2 separate regions of the Homo sapiens genome follow, and region 2 is linked to region 1. Evidence: read pairs that join two places in POLR2A ChIA-PET (ENCODE). Cell type or tissue: A673. All regions are shown on one strand. Links, peaks and the distances in the headings refer to the core of each region. The heading gives the core; the rest is flanking DNA.

Region 1 (11,003 bases), core at 1,836-9,835:
TACAGAAACACACACAGAGCTTCAAACAACACTACACTTACACAGCCCTAAAAGTTAGTAAGTACCTCTTTCAGTTCTGCACTCCAAGCACTTCAATGATTTCAGCCTTACTGTAGTCCTGGTGTTGATTTTTAACATCCATCTCTCAGCAACTGGCAAAAAAAAAAAGACAAAAAATATCAGTGAAGATATATGGATTATCAACCAACTTGATAAAATTAATATTTTGCACAATAATGCACCTAACAACTGTAAAATACATGTCCTTTTCAAGTGCACATGTTATATTCAAGACAGACCACATACTAGGCCATAAAAAAAGCATCCGTGAATTTCAAAGGATCAAAATCGTACACAATGTATTCTTTGGTCAAATGAAATTAGGAATCATTGACAATGAAGTACCTAGAAAACCCACAAATGTTTGGAAATTAAACACACTTCTATATAATCCATAGGTTAAAGAAGAAATCAAAGGGAAAACGAAAATAGTTTGAACTAACTGATAATGAAAATGCACCATATAAAAATTTGTGGGGCCAGGCATGGGGGCTCATATGTATAATCCCAGCACTTTCGGAGGCCAAGGCGGGTGGATCGCTTGAGCTCAGGAGTTTCAGACCAGCCTAGGCAACAGGGTGAAACCTCATATCTACAAAATACAAAAATTAACAGGATGTGGTGGTGTGCAATTGCATGGCTGTGGTCCCAGCTATGTGGGAGGCTGAGGCAGAAGGATCGCTTGAGCCCGGGAAGTCGAGGTTGCAGTGAGCCATGATCACACCACTACACTCCAGCCCAGGTGGCAGAGTGAGACTTTACCTCAAAAATAAATAAGTAAATACATAAATAAATAAAAAGAAAATTTGTGGAATGGAGTTAAAGTAGGGATTCTGTATTTAAATGCTTATATTAGAAGAGAAGGCCTAGAATCAATAACTACAGGTTCTACTTTAAAAGGCTAGAAAAGGAAAAGCAGAGTAAACCCTCGGTACCCAGAAGAAAGGAAATAAGATGAGAGAAAAAAATAAATGAAATATATAATTAGCCAAACTAAAAGTGAATTCTCTGAAAAATCAACAAAATTGATAAAACCTTGGGTGGGCATGACGGCTCATGCCTGTAATCCCAGTACTTTGGGAGGCCGAGGCGGGCAGATCACCTAAAGTCAGGAGTTTGGAACCAGCCTGGCCAACATGGTGAAACCCCATCTCTACTAAAAATACAAAAATTAGCCAGGCATGGTGGCATGCGCCTGTAGTCCCAGCTACTCTGGAGGCTGAGGGAGGAGAATCACCTGAACCTGGGAGGTGGAGGTTGCAGTGAGCTGAGATAGTGCCACTGCACTCTAGACTTGGCAACAGAGCAAGACTCCGTCTCAAAAAAAAAAAAAAAAGAGTTGATAAAAACCTTAGCTAGAATTATCAATTTAAAAACTGCAAAGACAAATTACATGAAAGAACTTATCACTAAGGAGCATTTTAGATATTAGAAGTCTAACAGAATTATTGCGAGGCCAAGGTGGGCAGGTCATGAGGTCAAGAGATCGAGACCATCCTCCCAACATGGTGAAACCCCATCTCTACTAAAAATACAAAAATTAGTTGGGCATGGTGGTGTGCGCCTGTAGTCCCAGCTACTCGGGAGGCTGAGGCAGGAGAATCGCTGGAACCCAGGAGGCAGAGGTTGCAGTGAGCCAAGATTGCACCACTGTACTCCAGCCTGGTGACAGAGTGAGACTCCGTCTCAAAAAAAAAAAAAAAAGAAAATAATTATTATAGACAAGTCAACAAATTTGAGAATTCAGATGAAATGGACAAAATTTCTAAAAAAAAATATATAACTTACTGAAACACACAAGATGAAACAGATACATTAAGGAAATTGAGGCCAGACGCAGTGGCTCACACCTGTAATCCCAGCACTTTGGGAGGCCGAGGCGGGCGGATCACAAGGTCAGGAGATCGAGACCATCCTGGCTAACATGGTGAAACCCCGTCTCTACTAAGAAATACAAAAAAATCAGCCGGGCGTGGTGGTGGGCGCCTGCCTGTAGTCCCAGCTACTCAGGAGGCTGAGGCTGGATAATGGTGTGAACCCGGGAGGCGGAGCTTGCAGTGACCCAAGATTGTGCCACTGCACTCCAGCCTGGGCGACAGAGCGAAACTCCATCTCAAAAAAAAAAAAGGAAATTTAATTTATTACATCAAAAAAAGAAATCTCCAGGCCTAGATGGTTTTGCCAGATAATTCAACCAGAAATTTAAGGAACAAATAATACCAATCTTACACACACTTTTCCAGAAAATAGGGAAGGAGAGGACAGTTCATTTTTTGAGGCCAGTACTACCCTAATACCAAAACCTGATAAAGATATTACAAGGAAAGAAATGACAGACCAAAAACCTCATGCAAAAATTCTTAAGAAAATGGTAGCAAATTTGGCTGGGCATAGCAGCTCGTGCCTATAATCCCAGCACTTTGGGAGGCCATAGCGGGTGGATCACTTGAGGTCGGGAGTTGGGAGACCAGACTGGCCAACATGGTGAAACCCTGTCTCTACTAAAAATACAGAAAAAAAAAAAAATTAGCCAGGCATGGCAGTGCATGCTTGTACTCCCAGTTACTTGGGAGGCTGAGGTGGGAGGATCACTTGAACCCGGGAGGCGGAGGTTGCAGTAAGCCGAGATCATGCCACTGCACTGCAGCCTGGGCAACAGAGCAAGACTTTGTCTCAAAAAAAAAAAAAAAAAAAAAAAGAAAGGCCTGGTACAGTGGCTCACACCTGTAATCCTAGCACTTTGAGAGGCCAAGGCGGGCGGACTGCCTGAGCTCCGGAGTTCAAGACCACCCTGGGCAACATGGTCAAACTCCGTCTCCACTAAAATACAAAAAACTAGCTGGGCATGGTGACACGTGCCTGTAGTCACAGATACTCGGGAAGCTGAAGCAAGAGAATCGCTTGAACCTGGGAGATGGAAGTTGCAGTGAGCCGAGATCACGCCGCTGCAATCCAGCCTGGGCAACAAAGCAAGACTCTGTCTCCAAAAAAAAAAAAAGAAAGAAAGAAAAAAGAAAATGGTAGCAAATTTAATCTAGAAATATGTAAAAAGGTTACAAAATGAACCACTAATACAAGATTTAACAAAAAAGAAAAAGAGAAATAGAAAATGCTGAGCTAGAAGCAGTTGGGTTGGCTGGGAGGCAGGATTCCATGTAGGCCAATGACATTTTGAAATGGCATTGTTTTCTGCTTAACAGTTTTAAAAATCAATTTTATTCATATTAGTTGAATAAAGGAGAAAAAAATATGATCACTTTAGTATATAAAAAATTATCGGACAAAATACAATATCCCTTCATGATGAAAACTCTCAGCAAGCTAGAAGTAGATGAGAACTTGTTCAATTTGATAGTCTATGAAAACTTCCAGCTATAATATAGTGATGAAATATTAAATACAATCCTCCTATGATAAAAAAGGCAACAATGCCTATCTATGACTACTAATGCAAGTCCTAGCGATTACAATAAGGCAACAAAATAAATGAAACCTATAAATACTGGCAAAGAAGAAAACTTCCTCTGTAGATGACTCAAGTATTTACTTAAAAATCCTAAAGAGTAGATTCTTTTTTCTTTTTATAGATAGGGTCTCAGTCTGTCACCCAGGCTGGAGTTCAGTGGCGTGATCACCGCTCACTGCACCCTCGACCTCCCCAGCTCAGGTGATTCTCCCACCTCAGCCTCCAGAGTATCGGGGACTACAGGCATGCGCCACCTCACCTGGCTAATTTTTTATAGAGATGGAGTTTCCACCATGTTGCCCAGGCTACTCTTGAACTCCAGGGCTCAAGCGATCTGCCTGCCTTGGCCTCCCAAAGTGCTGGGATTACAGGCATGAGCCACTGTGCCTGGATAGGTCCCAATCTATAATCGAATGAAATCAGCTTCTTTTAATCATCCGTCCACCATCTTTTGGATGGTCCAATACCTCTTCAAGAGCTTTCATTTTACTGTTCCGAAAAAAAAGGGCTGAACCGATAGTGGATGCTAAATATTAATGGGAAAATAGAGGGATCCATTAGGAGAATCTTGGGCTGTTTGGCATCATCACTCACTGGAACTGGGGACAACTTCTTAGATCTCTGTTACATAGGACATTTCAAGATAAGATAATGTTTACATGATCTAAAATATGACTGTGTTTAAGAAGTAGAGACAAACAGTTCACCAAAACCATGGCTAAAAATGGTTAAGAACTTGTCAGTCTTCCTCAGGGGTCCTCTCTTTGCAGAAGCACTGAGACCACAGAGGCAAGAGCTGGGGAAGGAAAACTGCCCATGAGATGAGATGTGCCTCTCAGCTTCCAAAATCGGGGAGGTAAGAGGGATTCTGGACAAAATGAAACCCTGCACCCACAAGGAGTCCAGCAGACAGATGTAGACACCAAGCAGACATCCTCATAATCTAAAAGTAGGGTCCAGACAGCAAGTTTCTGGCCCATCCCACACTCTGCTAATGCTGACCTGGACCTAAAATTAAGCCACTCAACCCTATCTTGAGATAACAGAGGGAGAAAATGCTCCCTCCATTTTACTTTCTAGGGTTGCAAAGGGATGACACCATCCACACCAGAACTGCATGAATGGCATCAGGAATGATCAGAGACCATAAATTCCAGTGAGACCAATAACACCATTTCTGGTCCTGCATGCTCTTCCAAACTTTGCCACTAACCCCTTCAAGAGGTACAGTCTATTTCCCTTTCTCTTGAAATTGGGTAGGCCTTTGGGACTCCCTTGATAAACAGAATACAACAGAAATGACACTGTGTATCTAACAAGGCTAGGTTAGAAAAGGCAACAGAACTTCATCCTAATCTCTCTCAAGATGCCCCCCATGGAATCCAGCCATCATGCTGTGAGGAATCCAAGCAGCTACATAGAAAGGCCACAACTAGATATTCCAGCTGTAGTCAGCTGAAGCTCCAGCCAACAGCCAACATCAACCACCACACGTGAAAACGAGCAAGCCTTCAGATGATTCCGACTCCCAACCTCCAAGCCACCTCAGCTGAAGCCAAGTAGAGCAGAGACTAGCTGTCCCCCAATGCTCTAATATGCAGATTCATAATTAAAAAGAATGTTATTGTTCTAAGCCATGAAGTTTTGGGGTGGTTTGTCATGCAGCAACTGGAACTGCCTGATCACACCACACACACAAAAGCAGAAAACAATGCCATTTCAAAATGGCATTGGGCCACATGGAATCCTGCCTCCCAGCCAACCCAACTGCTTCTAGCTCAGCACTTCCTATTTCTTTTTTCTTTTTTCTTTTTTTTTTTTGAGATGGAGTCTTGCTCTGTCACCCGGGCTGGAGTGCAGTGGCACAATATCGGCTCACTGCAACCTCCGCCTCCTGGGTTCAAGTGATTCTCCCGCCTCAGCCTCCTGAGTAGCTGGGATTACAGGCATGCACCACCATGCCTGGCTGATTTTTGTATTTTTAATAGAGACGGGGTTTCACCCTGTTGGTCAGGATGGTCTCGAACTCCTGATTTTGTGATCCACGCGCCTTGGCCTGCCAAAGTGCTGGGATTACAGGCGTGAGCCACCATGCCCGGCCTCCTATTTCTCAATCACAATCACTACACAACTTCCTTCAGTAGCATTGGTCACTACCTCTTTTCTCAGTATCCAAGTTGAAGAAGAGTGAATTTATGACCTCTGCAGCTTGACAATATTTACAAAGAACTCTCTTGAGAAGTGCTTTATAAACCTTGTCATTTAATCCTCATGCAGCTCTATAATTTAATATATTATTTCCATTCAACAGAGCAAGACACAAAAGGTAAAGAAAGCAAGTAAGCCAGGTGCAGTGACTCATGCCTGTAACCCCAGCACTTTGGGAGGCCAAGGTGGGAGGACTGAGGCCAAGAGTTCGCGATCAGCCTAGACAACATAGCAAGATCCTGTCCCTACAACAAAACATTAAAAAATTAGCCAGGTGTGGTAGTGTGCATCTGTAGTCCTAGCTTCTTGGAGGTTGAGCTACTTGAACACCTGAGCCCAGGAGTTTGAGACTGCAGTGAGCCTCATGATTGTGCCACTGCACTCCAGCCTGGACGACAGAGCAAGACTCTGTCTCAAAAAACAAAAAACAAAGAGGGCAAGTAATTTGCCTAAATTTCAGTAAGTGTCAGACTTATATTCTCTAGTTGGATGTAGCATATACCTACAATATACATATAATATTGTCTAGTTGGAGATAGCATATATCTACATTATACATATCTATATAGAAGTATAAATAAATATATATGGTACTATATCTAGTTGGATACAGTATTCTATATATGTCAATTAGGTCGTTTGCTCACCTCCATCATTAATAATTTCTAGTCTCCTTATTCTAAGTTACTGAAAGGTGTGCTAAAATCTCCAATGATGACTGAATTTGTCTATTCATCCTTTCTCTTTTATTGACCTTTTTATATCCTGAAGCTCTTTTTTTTTTTTTTTTTTTTTTTTTTGAGACAGAGTCTTACTCTGTCACCCAGGCTGGAGTGGAATGGCATGGTCTTGGCTCACTGCAACCTCTGCCTCCTGGGTTCAAGAACCTCCCAGGTTCTCCCGCCTCAGCCTCCTGAGTAGCTGGGACTACAGGCGTGTGCCACCACACCTGGCTAATTTTTATATTTTTAGTAGAGACAGGGTTTCACTATGTTGGCCAGGGTGGTCTCGAACTCCTGACCTCGTGATCCACCTGCCTCAGCCTCCTAAGGTGCTGGGATTACAGACGTGAGCCACCGCACCCAGCCTTGGGTATAAACTTTTATCATTATGAGCTGCCTCCATGTTATCTCTCATAATATTTTTGGCCTTAAACTCTATTTTTTTGACATAAATAAACATCAGCTTTTGTTGGTGTTTGCATTACCACCTTCATACTTTTGCTTTCAACTTTTTTTTTCTTCTTTTTTTTGAGATGGAGTCTCACTCTGTCACCCAGGCTGGAGTACAGTGACTTGGTCTCAGCTCACCGCAGCCTCTGCCTCCCAGTTCAAGCAATTATCATCCTTCAGCCTCCAGAGTAGCTGGGATTATAGGTGTGTGTCACCACACCCAGGTAATTTTTTTAAATTTTTAGTAAAGATGGGGTTTTCACCATGTTGGCCATGCTGGTCTCGAACTCCTGACCTCAAGTGATCTGCCCGCCTTGGCCTCCCAAAGTGCTGGGATTACAGATGTGAGACCCCACGCCCAGCCTTGCTTTCAACTTTTCTATGTCATTATACTTAAAAGTGTGTCAGCTACTAAAAGCATATGGTTGATTTTGTTCTTTTCGTCCCTCGCTCTGTCACCCAAGCTGGAGTGCAGTGGCTCAATCACAGCTCACTGCAGTCTTGACTTCACAGGCTCAAGTGATCCTTCCGCCTCAGCCTCCTGAGTAGCTGGGATTATAGGCATGCATCACCACACTCAGCTAATTTTAATTTTTTGTAGAGATGGGGTCTCACTATGTTGCCCAGGCTGGTCTCAAACTCCTGGGCTCAGGCAATGCTCCCATCTCACCCCTCAAATGCTGGGATTATAGGCATGAGCAACTGTGCCCAGCCAATAGTTAATCTTTTTATTGTTTAGTCCAGTTTCATTAAATTTCTTTAATGTAATGTAAATTACTAATTTAATTACTATGTTGGAGGTAAGTTCATCAACATTTACTTCTATGTGTCCCCCTCTTTTTTTGTTGTTCTTTTATTCCCCCATTCTTACCTTTTATTTTATTGGTCAAATAATTTTATTATTCTAGTTTGCCATATTAGTTCATACTGTCATGCACTATTATTTTAGTTACCATAAAGATTATAATACTGTGCTTAACTTGTTACAACTAAAATTCTCATGCAGTGCTTCTGACAGCATAAGTACAACCACAGTGGAAATGTTTAGCAGTATCTACGAAAACTGAACATACATACATCATACAATCCAGCAATTCTACCCCTGTTTATCTCCATAATGTCTGTGTGCAGGGGTGGGGGAGAGGATTAATACTTATGTGCATGTCTTTGTCCATATTTTGACAATAATGGTCATACTAGCAGTATTTCTATAGAAAAATTTGAAACAACTCAAATTTCCAACAATAGAACAGATAAATAATCTGTGCCACATCCTACAATGGAATACTACACAGCAAAAGGAAGGAACAGGTACCTGCTATATGGAACAACATGGATGAATTTTACACAGATATTGAGTAGAAGATTATTTTACTTATGAGAAGTTAAAATAGGTAGATATTAAAAGGAGAGGTACATGAAGGAAATATTTTTATTCAGTGGGACCCCAGGAGACTGGATAAATTATCCAGATCCTACATTATTGCCTGAACAGGTAGATTTGAGCAGGCTGCAATCTGTTCACCCACCAAAAGCCCATGCCACATTCCTGTAGATATCTATACTTAAAATGACAAAGACACACGTTCCTAGAGGGTCTTGGAAGCGGGTATAAAGTTGGTCAGGTCACGAGAGCTGCACAGCCAGTACAAGGAATTGCCTGGGTAGGATTCAGCTTTGACTCTAGTAATAGCTGACTGGTTATGCATCCTTATATTAGCATTGCTTCTCTGTATTCTCTATGGTTTTCTTTTCATTTAAGACTACTTCTTGGCTGGGTGCAGTGGCTCATGCCTGTAATCCCAGCGCTTTGGGAGGCTGAGGCTGGAGGATCACTTGAGACCAGGAGTTCAAGACCAGCCTAGGCAACATAGTGAGACTCTGTGTCTACAATAGTAAAAAATATTAGCCGGGCCGAGTGACATGCACACCTGTAGTCCCAGCTACTCAGGAGGCTGAGGTAGGAGGGTAGCTTGAGCCCAGGAGTTTGAGGCTACAGTGTGCCTTGATTGCACCACTGCAACCCAGCCTGGGTGACAGAGCAAGACCCTGTCTCTTAAAAAAAAAAAAATGGTTGGGAGGTTATGTACAGTTGCAAATAAGAACAAAAGATGTGATTAAAACTTTCAATATGTTAATCTTAGCTCTGAAAGTTACTAATTCTGTGCTTTGACAAGTATTTTATTGGCATTACCTAGATTTCCTCATCAATAAAATTAGAAAAACAACAGCACCTTGTACCTCACAGAGTTGTCAGAATTAAGTGGAAAAAAAACTAACAACAAATCACTCCCATGGCACATAATAAGTACCTAAAAATCACCTAATAAATATCATCTATTTGTATTGATGATGAAAAGACTATGTCATGTCATATAATCTATTAGTATTAAAGAAAAGTGTCTTCTGTCCTTAACATGCTTTCTGAGGCCTGCTCTTTCTTATAAAGCTAATATCTTACAAAGCACAGCCTGCAAATGTAATTAGTCTTCACTAACAACATTACCCACAGATTTTTTCAAAAAGAAAAGGACAGCAGCTAGAGAGAAGTCATTCGGCTTATAAACATAGCTCAGAGAATCTGACCCAAATAGTTAACAAATTGAAAATATTAACAAAAGATCAGTCTTGTTCCTTGGCCAATCCAGTCTTTTATGCCTATTTGTAACTATTAACATCAATTCTGTTATCAGAAATCATAAACCCATCCTCAGCAGTGTGATTTATATAACAAAGTCTCCTAAGACTTCTGGTCTTGAAAGATTAATGCTGTCTTGTGAAAGTTACCTAAGTCTGTACAAATACATACATACATATATAATTCTGACTAGCTACCTTACTTAGCTGCCTACCTGTTCTCCTGGTAATTATGCATAAATTAATATGTATATAATTCTAAAAGGTGTAAATACTCAGAATGTTTGTCAAATCAGTTGGGCATCAATGACACTTCCTTTTTATCCCTACACACATGGAAGTCTAACAAAAGCATGACTGATTTGAATTTCTTTTTCAAGCTAAGAGTAGAGAGGTCTTCTCTCATTCAAATGACTAATTCATGTGAATCTTTCTGAAAAAAACAAGAACATATTAACATATCTACAAGGAAAAATTGAGAAGAATGTACACCAAAATATTAATAGTGAACATTTTCTAGATAATAAAACTATGAGTACTTACAACTTTCTATTTTATAAGTCAACTTAGGTTACTGAATTTTTTTCAATTAGACTGCATTAATTCCATCATCAGGAATGATAAAACCTAAAGCATTTTTCTAAAGAGCTGGGAGGGAAAGCTATCTTTTACTTATTAAGAAAACTGTGAGCAAACAGGCTGGCAAAATGACACAGAGCAGCACTAAAACCAAACTGACCAAAATAAACAAGCCTACCAAGTCTTGCACATTCTTTTTTTTTTTTTCTTTTTTTGAGAAGGAGTCTCACTCTGTTGCCCAGGCTGGAATGTAGTGGCACGATCTTGGCTCACTGCAAACTCCGCCTCCCTAGTTCAAGTGATTCTCCTGCCTCAGCCTCCCGAGTAGCTGGGATTACAGGCATGTGCCACCGTGCCCAGCTAATTATTCCATTTTTAGTAGAGACGGGGTTTCACCATGTTGGTCAGGCTAGTCTCGAACTCCTAACCTCAGGTGATCCACCCACCTTGGCCTCACAAAGTGCTGGGATTACAGGCATGAGCCACCGTGCCTGACCAAGTCTTGTACATTCTCTTCCCATATTTCATCAATGTACTGAGACATTTCCAATATTAAGATTTTTGTTCAGATGTGCAAAATTGAGGTAAGTGGCCCTTTCACACTGAATAAATACTGTTTGGGCCACAGTGGAGGCTTAACAAATGTGGTTTTATCATTGCCTTTCTTTACTGAATGACCAGTTAATATAATCCTTGAAAAGCTGCTAATAAACGCCTATCATAGTTCAACTGATTTATAATTTAGCAATTCATTGTGTACTTTTGCTCACAAATATGAATGTTATATGATATTCCATCTTATATTTTTTATATTAGTATCTCCAATTTCTTATTATCTATGTAGTATTACATCACTTGGATGTAAACTGACTGACTTAATA
Region 2 (9,999 bases), core at 146-8,145, 180 kb before region 1:
CCTACCTTATAGGGTTGTTGTGAAGGTTAAGAACATAATACATAAAGCACTTAAAATGGCTTACTGTAAGCACTAAATTCAGTGAAAAACATCACATACCCCTCATTCCACTATTTTAAAAATTATCTTCAATAATTTTTTTTTTTTTTTTTTGAGATGCAGTCTCGCTCTGTTACCCAGGCTGGAGTGCAGTGGCAAGATCTCGGCTCACTGCAAGTTCCACCTCCCGGGTTCAGGCCAATCGTCTGCCTCAGCCTCCCGAGTAGCTGGGACTACAGGTGCCCGCCACCACGCCCGGCTAATTTTTTGTATTTTTAGTAGAGACGGGGTTTCACCATGTTAGCCAACATAGTCTCGATCTCCTGACCTCGTGATCCGCCCGCCTTGGCCTCCCAAAGTGCTGGGATTACAGGCGTTAGCCACCACACTGGCTTCAATAATTTTCAATTTAAAAATTTGGTATTTGCTGATAAATTATCTTTAACAATTTCAATAGCAGTCCCTTTCTCTAAAGGGATTTTTGAGATTTTTGAGATTTTTCAGCATTGCTCTTAAAACATTGATAAATGTTAGAACTAGGCTTGAAAATGTAATTCTACTTTTTTTTTTTTTTTTTTGAGACACAATCTTGCTCTGTCGCCAGGCTGGAATGCAGTGGCATGATCTCAGCTCACTGCAATCTCTGCCTCCCGGGTTCAAGTGATTCCCCTGCCTCAGCCTCCCAAGTAACTGGGACTGCAGGAGCATGCCACCACACCCGGCTGATTTTTTGTATTTTAGTACAGACAGGGTTTCACCATGTTGGCCAGGATGGTCTCGATCTCCTGACCTCGTGATCTGCCTGCCTCGGCCTCCCAAAGTCTTGGGATTATAGAGATGAGCCACCGCACCTGGCCTATGTAATTCTTCTTAATAATGTTATCAAAAAAGGATTCACAGAAATCAAAAAGTAGAGCAAGGCCCCTGTTACTTTCCATCCCTAGTAGCTCCAAAGGGACACCATTCCATATCATAAAACCAGCTCAAGAATTTTGCTTTGATAAGGTATCATATTAAATACTTTTTTTTTTTTTTTGAGACAGTTTCGCTCCTGTTGCCCGGGCTGGAATGCAATGGCAAGATCTCGGCTCACTGCAACCTCCACCTTCCGGGTTCAAGTGGTCCTCATGCCTCAGCCTCCCAAGCAGCTGGGATTACAGGCATGCACCACCACGCCTGGCTAATTTTGTATTTTTAGTAGAGACAGGGTTTCACCATGTTAGTCAGGCTGGTCTGGAACTCCTGACCTCAGGTGATCCGCCCACCTTGGCCTCCCAAAGTGCTGGAATTACAGGCGTGAGCCACCAGGCCCAACCTCTTTTTCCTTTTTCAAACAAAGTGTTGCAGAGTCTTTGTCTCCTTAAATGATCAATTGTTGTGATTCTATTTTGGAAAACAAACACATGTGCACAAGTGCACAGAAAAAAATGGAAAAGCAAACATTAGAATAGTAATATTTATTGTGGATGGTGAGACTACGGGCAACTTAAATTTTATTCTTATAGAGTGAAGATGACTGGGTGGTAGGGGATGGAGAAAATCTGTTCTGAATAGTACTAAATATAGTTGGCAGCTTAAACCAGGACTTTCTTTTTTTTTTGGAGACTGAGTCTCACTCTGTCACCCAGGCTGGAGTGTAATGGCAGGATCTCGGCTCACTGCAACCTCTGCCTCATGGGTTCAAGCAATTCTTCTGCCTCAGCCTCCCAAATAGCTGGGATTACAGGCAGGCGCCACTGTGCCCAGCTAATTTTTCTATTTTTAGTAGAGACAGGTTTTACCATATTGGCCAGGTTGGTCTCAAACTTCTGACCTCAGGTGATCTGCCCACCTCAGCCTCCCAAGTGTTGAGATTACAGGCGTGAGCCACTGCGCCCAGCCAATTAAACTATTTTCATACACATAGAATTAAAAACAGAGTTGTGAAGAAGGAATATCTTTTAGTTGTTAAGAAAATTGTGATTCTATAAGCCTGTGACATGAGTGGGTTTTGGGAAAATAAACAACAGTGTGGCACAAATAAGTAACACCCATCAGTTCTTTAACTGTTCTTCATCAAAACGATGGGCTATTTTCACTCTCAAGATTCTTCTATGAATGAACACAATCAAGCGACATTCCTAAATTCAGTAAAAGTATACCAAAGCAGACAGAACAGTGTGGTAAACAACAGTTTATCTTTTTTTCTCCACTAAGAAACTAGTTTTATATTATGTATAATCCTTGCAAAATGTTTTATAAATCTCTAGCTTATTAAGAGCGATTCATACATGATTAAAGGTTTTGTGAGTCATCTTGTTCAAAACTATTGCTTAGACAACATCGATCACAAGCTTTTTTTCCTTCTCATAATTAACAGTATTTATTAATGGCAAAAAGCTGCATCACATGGAGTGTGGCTTATTTAATCATTTCCTACTATTAGACACTAATTTTGTGTCTAACATTGAAAAACATTCTCAAAGGTTACAGACTTTGATTCTAGGCCAGTAGATCTGAATCTTAATGGATCATGTTTGATAATCTCATTAAATTACATATTTTCTCCCCATAAAAGTGGCATATTAACAGATATCTATAACAATTTTACGTACAATTTCAAAGAGTATCTGGTCCCCTGAAAGCCTCAAATGAATTCAAATTACTTCTGGTTAAGAATTCCTGTTCTATGGCCGGGCACGGTGGCTCATGCCTGTAATCCCAGCACTTTGGGAGGCCAAGGCGGGCAGATCACCTGAGGTCGGGAGTTCAAGACCAGCCTGACCAACATGGAGAAACCCCGTCTCTACTAAAAATACAAGATTAGGCAGGCGTGGTGGTATATGCCTGTAATCCCAGCTACTAGGGTGGCTGAGGCAGGAGAATCGCTTGAACCTGGGAGGCGGAGGTTGCGGTGAGCTGGGATCACACCATTGCACTCCAGCCTGGGAAATAAGAGCGAAACTCCGTCTCAAAAAAAAAAAAAAAAAAAAGAATTCCTGTTCTAGGCTGGGGGCGGTGGCTCATGCCTGTCATTCCAGCACTTTGGGAGGCCGAGGCAGGCAGATCACTTGAGGCCAGGAGTTTGAGACCAGCCTGGCCAACATGGTAAAACCCGGTCTGTACTAAAAATACAAAAATTAGCTGGGTGTGGTGGTGCAGGCCTGTAATCCCAGCTACTTGGGAGGCTGAGGTATAAGAATCGCTTGAACCACGGAAAGGGAGGTTGCAGTGAGCTGAGATTGTGCCACTGCACTCCAACCTGGGTGACAGAGCAAGACCCTGTCTCAAAAAAAAAAAAAAAAAAAAAAAAAAAGAATTCCTGTTTTAGACTATTTAAGCATCTGATCTGGCTCATTTATTTTTTACTAGGAAATACTCACCACAATTGGCTTAGTATTTTCATTTTCCCCCCATCTATAGAAGGCTGATGTAGAATTGCTCCAAATCACTACTTAAGAATACATAACTAAGGTTTATTAAGTACTAACGAGGTCTCAGGAACTGTTCTAAGAACTTTACACATAGTAATTAAAAGAAGGCCCACAGAAGTAATGAAAAACATCTACCAAATGGGTATGTGCATACAGGCTCTCGGGAGGGGACCTAGGTATCAGCTCAATGGACAGGACATTTATGGAGAATGAAACAAATATTCTCATGTCCTAAGAAATAAGAATGCATTTCACAGAAGAAAGCAGAAACACCCACTCGCCTCGACCTTGACTTAAACAGGCAACAGCAATTCATTCCTCCTCCCGCTCGGACCCCTTTTCTTAAAGAATTGGGCAGGACTGGCTAATAAGGGAACCAGGCTTTTCTTGCAGCCCAGCCTCGCATAGGGCACAATGCCCCCACCGCCCACCCACACATAACCAGAGTAACATAAGAGAGATGGTGTTGTTAACTCTTCCCAGTATCAAAGAAAGGCCAGGGTCATGGATGCCCGGGGCTAGAACTGGAGTTCACAATAGCTTCCTGGAAGCAATGCTGTGGTTCTGAAACCTGCAGCTGGACTCTTCAGAGTTGTGAGTGCACGTGCGTGGGTCCGGGTCCGCGAGGAGGTGGTGTGGGAGTCCCTTCCAGGAGCAAGCCTGGGCGGGAGCGGGGGCTCGTTCAGTTCTAATATTCCTATCCCAAGGTCGGGTCTGAGCCTTGTTTCGCTGTTGCCCAGGCTGGAGAGTAGTGGTGCTATCATAGCTCGCTGCAGCCTCAATCTCCTCCTAGGCTCAAGCCATCCTCCCGCCTCAGCCTCTCGAGTGGCTGGGACCACAGGAGCACGCCATCACACCCGGCTCATTTTTTAAATTTCTGGTACAGATGGGAGTTTCGCTTTGCTGCCCAGGCTGGTCTCGAACTCCTGGCTTCCAGCGATCCTCCCGCCTCGCTCTCCCAGAGCTCTGGGATTACAGATGTGAGCCACCTGGTCCGGCCTAGTCTGCGCGTTTCTGCTGGGAGTCTTTGGCGTGCAGAAACTGACCGAGGGCCATTTCTCTGCAGCTGGGCCCGGTGTGGGCAGAGGATGCTGGGGTCAGTCACGCACTCCACGGCCACAACAACCTTCGCTCATACAATAGTCTCTGCACCCAAGTCAGCCGCACAGACTCCGTCACGTCCCAGCCCCGGCCCCGTCACGCCCACGACACACACACCCGGGCCTGAGGCGCGGGCTCCCGCCCCTCTGCGATACTGCAGTGGCCCCGCTTACCTCTCTTTACCCCCTGGGCCGCAGCGCTTTTCCTACAGATTACCAGGACCGACGCTCCGGGCCAGGACTGCTCACTCGGGGCGCGAACCCGAGGCACAGCGATGCCCGAACGGAGGAAGCCGCTGCCGGGTCACGCCACAATCCCCGGGGCCTAACGGGCTGCGCGCGGAGGCTGCTGGGAGGGCCGGGCGCGCTCACGGAGTGCGCAGGCGCGGCCAGTCTCAAGGGTCCGCTCGCTGGTGCAGCCCCTGCTCTGCGTGAACCCGGAGCCGGAGCTAGGTCCGTCCCAGCGAGGCTGCGCTTCGAGTCCCTTAGCGCCTGGGGACGGCGCGGCAGGGCCTGGAGGGGAGCGGGGACAGATGGCTGGCGCGTTAAAGAGGGGCGCCCGCGACCGCCTCTCTATAGTGCCAACTAGGGAGCCCTGTGAGCGAGGACGGCGCTGCGAGTCTGTCCCTGGCGCGCTCCTGGGTGGGATTCTTTCACTGGGTGTGGCTGTTGGGATTTGAGACCGTGTGACTCCGGAGATTCGGGGAAGCCAGTTCCTATATTTTCCATTTCTGTATTTTTAAATGGTAAAAACAATGAAAAGGAGAACAATATTTTGTGAAATATGAAAATCATACATGTCAAATTTCAGTGTCCATAAATAAAAGTTTTATTGGAACATAGCCGTGTTTGATTGTGTACTGTCTATTGCTATATTTGAGCTACAAGGACAGACTCGAGTAGTTACACAGACCAGATGGCCCACGCAGCCTAAAATACAGTCAGTTCTCACTATTCACAGTAGTTATGGTCTATAAACTTGCTACAAACACGGAATTAGTGAATACCATTCCACTGCTTCTAGGGGAAATACAGGGTTAGTTTCCTGTAAGCATCTGGTCACATTTTAGTCAACCGATGAATGCATAAGCTTATTTTATTGTGTTTATTTTCTTTTTTTCTTTTTTTTTTTTTTTTTTGAGATAGGGTCTTGCTCTGTCACCCAGGCTGGAGTGCAGTGGTGGGATCTTGGCTCACTGCAACCTCCTCCGCCTCCCGGGTTCCAGCAATTCTCCTGCCTCAGCCCCCAGAGTAGCTGGGAATACAGATGCATGTCACCATGCCCAGCTGATTTTTGTATTTTGTAGAAACGGAGTTTCACCATGTTGACCAGGCTGGTCTCAAACTCCTGACCTCAGGTGATCCACCCGCCTTGGCCTCCCAAAAGTGCTGGGATTATAGGCATGAGCCACCGCGCCTGGCCTTATTGTGTTTCTATTTAAACACTTTAATATATATTATTGATTCATTAACATTGAACTCATGGCCAACAGCTCCATAACTCATGCCTGAATGAAGCTTATCTAACACATGTATTTTTTCTGTAAGACACATGACCGCTTTCTCATTCATAGGAACATCAACAGCACTTTAGTACTACTACATTTGGGGTCCCTTTGAAACAGCAAAATCACCAGCAAAAAACAAAAATATGAGAAGCCAAGGTACTAAATGGACTGCAAAAAGGGTACCTGTTTACAGTATGAGAGCTGAAATAAGAAGATAGAGGGTCACTTTGTTTGACTTTGGCTGAGAACATGCCTGTTAAGGGACTCAAAAAGGTTCACCGCTCTTCGGATGTCCACAAATGACCACAAAGGTGCTGCAAATATTGACTCTGGGTTTATAAAAAAGTTTTAGCAAGTAGATGAATTCACAAATTCAGAATCTGTGAATGAAGATTGACTGTATTTACTATCAGGCCCTTTAAAGAAAAAGTTTGCCAATCCCTGTTTTTATATGTCCCTCTTAGTTATACAGCTAGTGTTTAAAAACTACTTGAAATAATTATTTTCCCTGTGCCACCAATTATGTCTATAATTGATTGTACCCCATTAAATAAGCACAAAGAAAAAAGAAAGCTTTCTTTATAGAAGAAGGCCAGCTAATAACTATCAAGGGTTTGATTTTACGTGGCTTAGACACGCTGCTTCAAATGCATTTAAGATGTTTGGTTTTAACAAGGATTTTGCAACAGTATAGTGTTTTCCTTAAGTTCAATGTCATTTCTATGTCATGGCAGCTGTCACCTGCAGTTAGGTAAGACAGTGACATCATTAACATGGATGCATTTTCATGGCATGAAGGCTAGCCATTGATGGGGTAATATAACACAATTTATCAGTAAACGCTGAGTTTTCTTTGAAGTCAGTCTCTGATTTCTTACAGTGCTTGATGTCTGCCTTGCCTGCTAGTGACCAATTCCCCTGCGTCTTTACAGAGCCTTGTTACTCACTCAGTGTAAAGACAGTGGGGGAAACAAGGTTTCCCAAAGTATCCTTATGTGCAAAAGTGTTTCTTACTACTTTGGAAATACTAAGCTGAGTTTAATGTTTATTCTTTTTCTACCAACAGACACAAAAAGGACAAGCACATGCCTTAGAATATTCAATACAATTTTCTACAGCGATATGGTTAAATACTCTTCTGTCTTCACTACTTTTTTGTTTTTACTTTACTTGGAAATTTTAATTCTCTAGGAATAACGGGGCAGGAGTCTAAAATAATACTTTGTGGGAGTGAAGTATATATTTTTTTCCAAGTAAAAAAAAAAAATCAGGCCAGGCGTGATGGCTTAGGCCAGGCGTGATGACTCATGCCTGTAGTCCCACATACTCGGAAGGCCAAGGCAGGAGGATAGCTTGAGCCTGTGAGATCGAGATTACAGTGAGCTATGGATCGGCCACTGCACTCCGGGCTGGGCGACAGAGCGAGACCCTGTCTCAAAATTAAAAAAAGGAAAAAAAAAAAAAAAAAAGTCTGCGCTCCCCGGGGCCCAAGGAGAGGACCCAGGAGAGGAGTCTGGCTCCTTTTGCCTCAGACGAGTCCAGGGCGCCGGGTTAACTGGTCTAAAGTCCCAGGCGCTTTCTGGGACTGCTCAGCCACCGGCCGCTCCCGGCACCAGGGGACGCCGGACGCCCTCTGGACAATCGGCGCACTTGCCACGATCTTGGACGGGCCTCGGGCCTCGACCTTAAGATTCCCCGCTCCAGCTCCGAGATGTCAGCAACGCTGATCCTGGAGCCCGCGGGCCGCGGCTGCCGAGACAAGCCGGTGCGCATCACCATGCGCGGCCTGGCTTCGGAGCCGCTGGACACGCTGCGCGCGCGTCCCTGCGCGACGAGAAGGCTGGGCTCTTCCGCTACTGCGCCGACGCCCGCGGCGAGCTGGACCTGGAGCGCGCGCCCGTGCTGGGCGGCAGCTTTAGGGGGCTAGAGTCCATGGGGCTGCTCTGGGCCCTGGAATCCAAGAAACCTTTTTGGCGCTTTCTGAAGCGGGACGTACAGATTCCCTTTATCGTGGAGTTGGAGGTGCTGGACGGCCACGACCCCGAGCCTGGACGGCTGTTGTGACAGGCGCGGCACGAGCGCGACTTCCTCCCACAAGGGGTGCGGAGCGATTCGGTGCGCGCGGGCCGGGTGCGCGCCACGCTCTTCCTGCCGCCAGGACCTGGACCCTTCCTAGGGATCATTGGCATCTTTGGTAATGGAGGGAGCCTGTTGGAATATCGAGCCAGCCTCCTTGCTGGCCATGGCTTTGCCACGTTCGCTCTAGCTTGTTATAACTTTGAAGATCTCCCCAAGAACGTGGACAACATACCCCTGGAGTACTTCGAAGAAGCCCTATGCTACATGCTTCAACATCCCCAGGTAAAAGGCCCAGGCACTGGGCTTTGGGGCATTTCTCTAGGAGCTGATATTTGTCTCTCAATGGCCTCATTCTTGAAGAATGACTCAGACACAGTTTCCATCAATGGATCCGGGATCAGTGGGAACAGAGGCATAAACTGTAAGCAGAATAGCATTCCACCATTGGGCTATGACCTGAGGAGAATCAAGGTAGCTTTCTCAGGCCTCGTGGACGTCGTGGATATAAAGAATGATCTTGTAGGAGGGTATAAGAACCCCAGCATGATTTCAATGGAGAAGGCCCAGGGCCCCATCATTTTCATTGTTGGTCAGGATGACCATAACTGGAGGAGTGAGTTGTATGCCCAGTCTCTGAACGGTTACGGGCCCATGGAAAGGAAAAACCCCAGATCATCTGTTACCCTGGGACTGGGCTTTACACTGAGCCTCCTTACTTCCCCCTGTGCCCAGCTTCCCTTCACAAATTACTGAACAAACACGTGATATGGGTTGGGGAGCCAGGGCTCATTCTAAGGCCCAGGTAGATGCCTGGAAGCAAATTCTAGCCGCCTTCTGCAAACACCTGGGAGGTACCCAGAAAACAGCTTTCCCTAAATTGTAATGCGTTTGTCTGTTGTTGACATGAGAGAGTCAAGATCAGATTCTAGTGTTCAATAACCCTATGTGAATCAGCTGTCTCCTGGATAACATTAAAGCCATGTCTTTGTCATTAAAAAAAAAAAAAATCGGCCGGGCGCAGTAGCTCACGCCTGTAATCCCAGCACTTTGGGAGGCTGAGGCATGCAGATCATGAGGTCAGGAGTTCGAGACCAGCCTGGCCAACATGGCGAAACCCCATCTCTACAAAAAATACAAAAATCAGCCAGGAGTGGTGGCGGGCACCTGTGATCCCAGCTACTTGGGAGGCTGAGGCAGGAGAATCGCTTGAACCCGGGAAGCGGAGGTTGCAGTGAGCCAAGATCATGTCATTGCACTCCATCCTGGAAGATAAGAGCAAGATTCTGTCTCAAGAAAAAAAAAATTAGTAAACTAGAAATCTCTGAACAAAGTATCATACATGTAATTTAATTTTCCCATAGATATAGGTAAAGAGAAGTTGTTGAGTTACAGCCTCTATCTAGCACAGCAATCTCCTCAAAACACAAGGTAGCCGCCCGGAGAGGCCACAGAGGAGATATCTAAGAGATATAACACTGGGGATGTTTGCAATTGGAAATTAAATGACATTTTAGAAATGTAGTTATCAATGTCAAGCCTTGATAGACATCAGTCTGAAACCTAATACATGTTTTATATATAATAAATTTAAACAGCTTAAATTCTCATCCATTCAAAATGGGAGAAAAACTAAGTAAATGTGATAAATGTATTGAGGTGTTTGGCTTTCAATCAATGCTTCCTGATACTCGAAAAGTCTTCACAGGGAAGGAACCAAATAAATGCAGAGTATGGAAAAAATGAAGCCATACACATATTATTGTGTGGTAAATATTTCCATTGAAAGTCAAATCTTTACACTCACCGAAGCATTTCCATAAGAGAAAAGATGTATATTAGAAATGTAAATGTTTTTATAGC

What was found. ChIA-PET counts read pairs that join two places held together with the same protein. Peaks named below come from ENCODE experiments on the same cell type or tissue, not always from the same donor. Only the 100,000 strongest peaks of a DNase experiment are listed, where the experiment ranks them.
Region 2: POLR2A ChIA-PET joins it to region 1 with 15 read pairs; 5 of 35 experiments call an interaction of 5 or more read pairs at or near these places.

The regions. Positions count from the first base shown.
Region 1 is chr19:36,589,550-36,600,552 of GRCh38, forward strand. It overlaps ZNF529-AS1 (ZNF529 antisense RNA 1), which reads left to right. Exons shown (of 5, transcript NR_173348.1): 4 at 4,297-4,382; 5 at 4,893-5,159. It also overlaps a transcript of ZNF529 not described here. Among named protein-coding and RNA genes, the nearest start is that of ZNF382, 10 kb to the right of the region's middle. In A673, for the core only: no CTCF peak of the experiment used is centred there; no DNase peak of the experiment used is centred there.
Region 2 is chr19:36,413,766-36,423,764 of GRCh38, forward strand. ZFP82 (ZFP82 zinc finger protein) reads right to left here and starts at 4,879. Exons shown (of 5, transcript NM_133466.4): 1 at 4,727-4,879. It also overlaps the pseudogene ACOT4P1. RefSeq lists enhancers at 4,248-4,407, 7,938-8,620. In A673, for the core only: no CTCF peak of the experiment used is centred there; a DNase peak (open chromatin) is centred at 4,916; H3K4me3 peaks cover 2,927 bases; H3K27ac peaks cover 1,500 bases; H3K27me3 peaks cover 632 bases.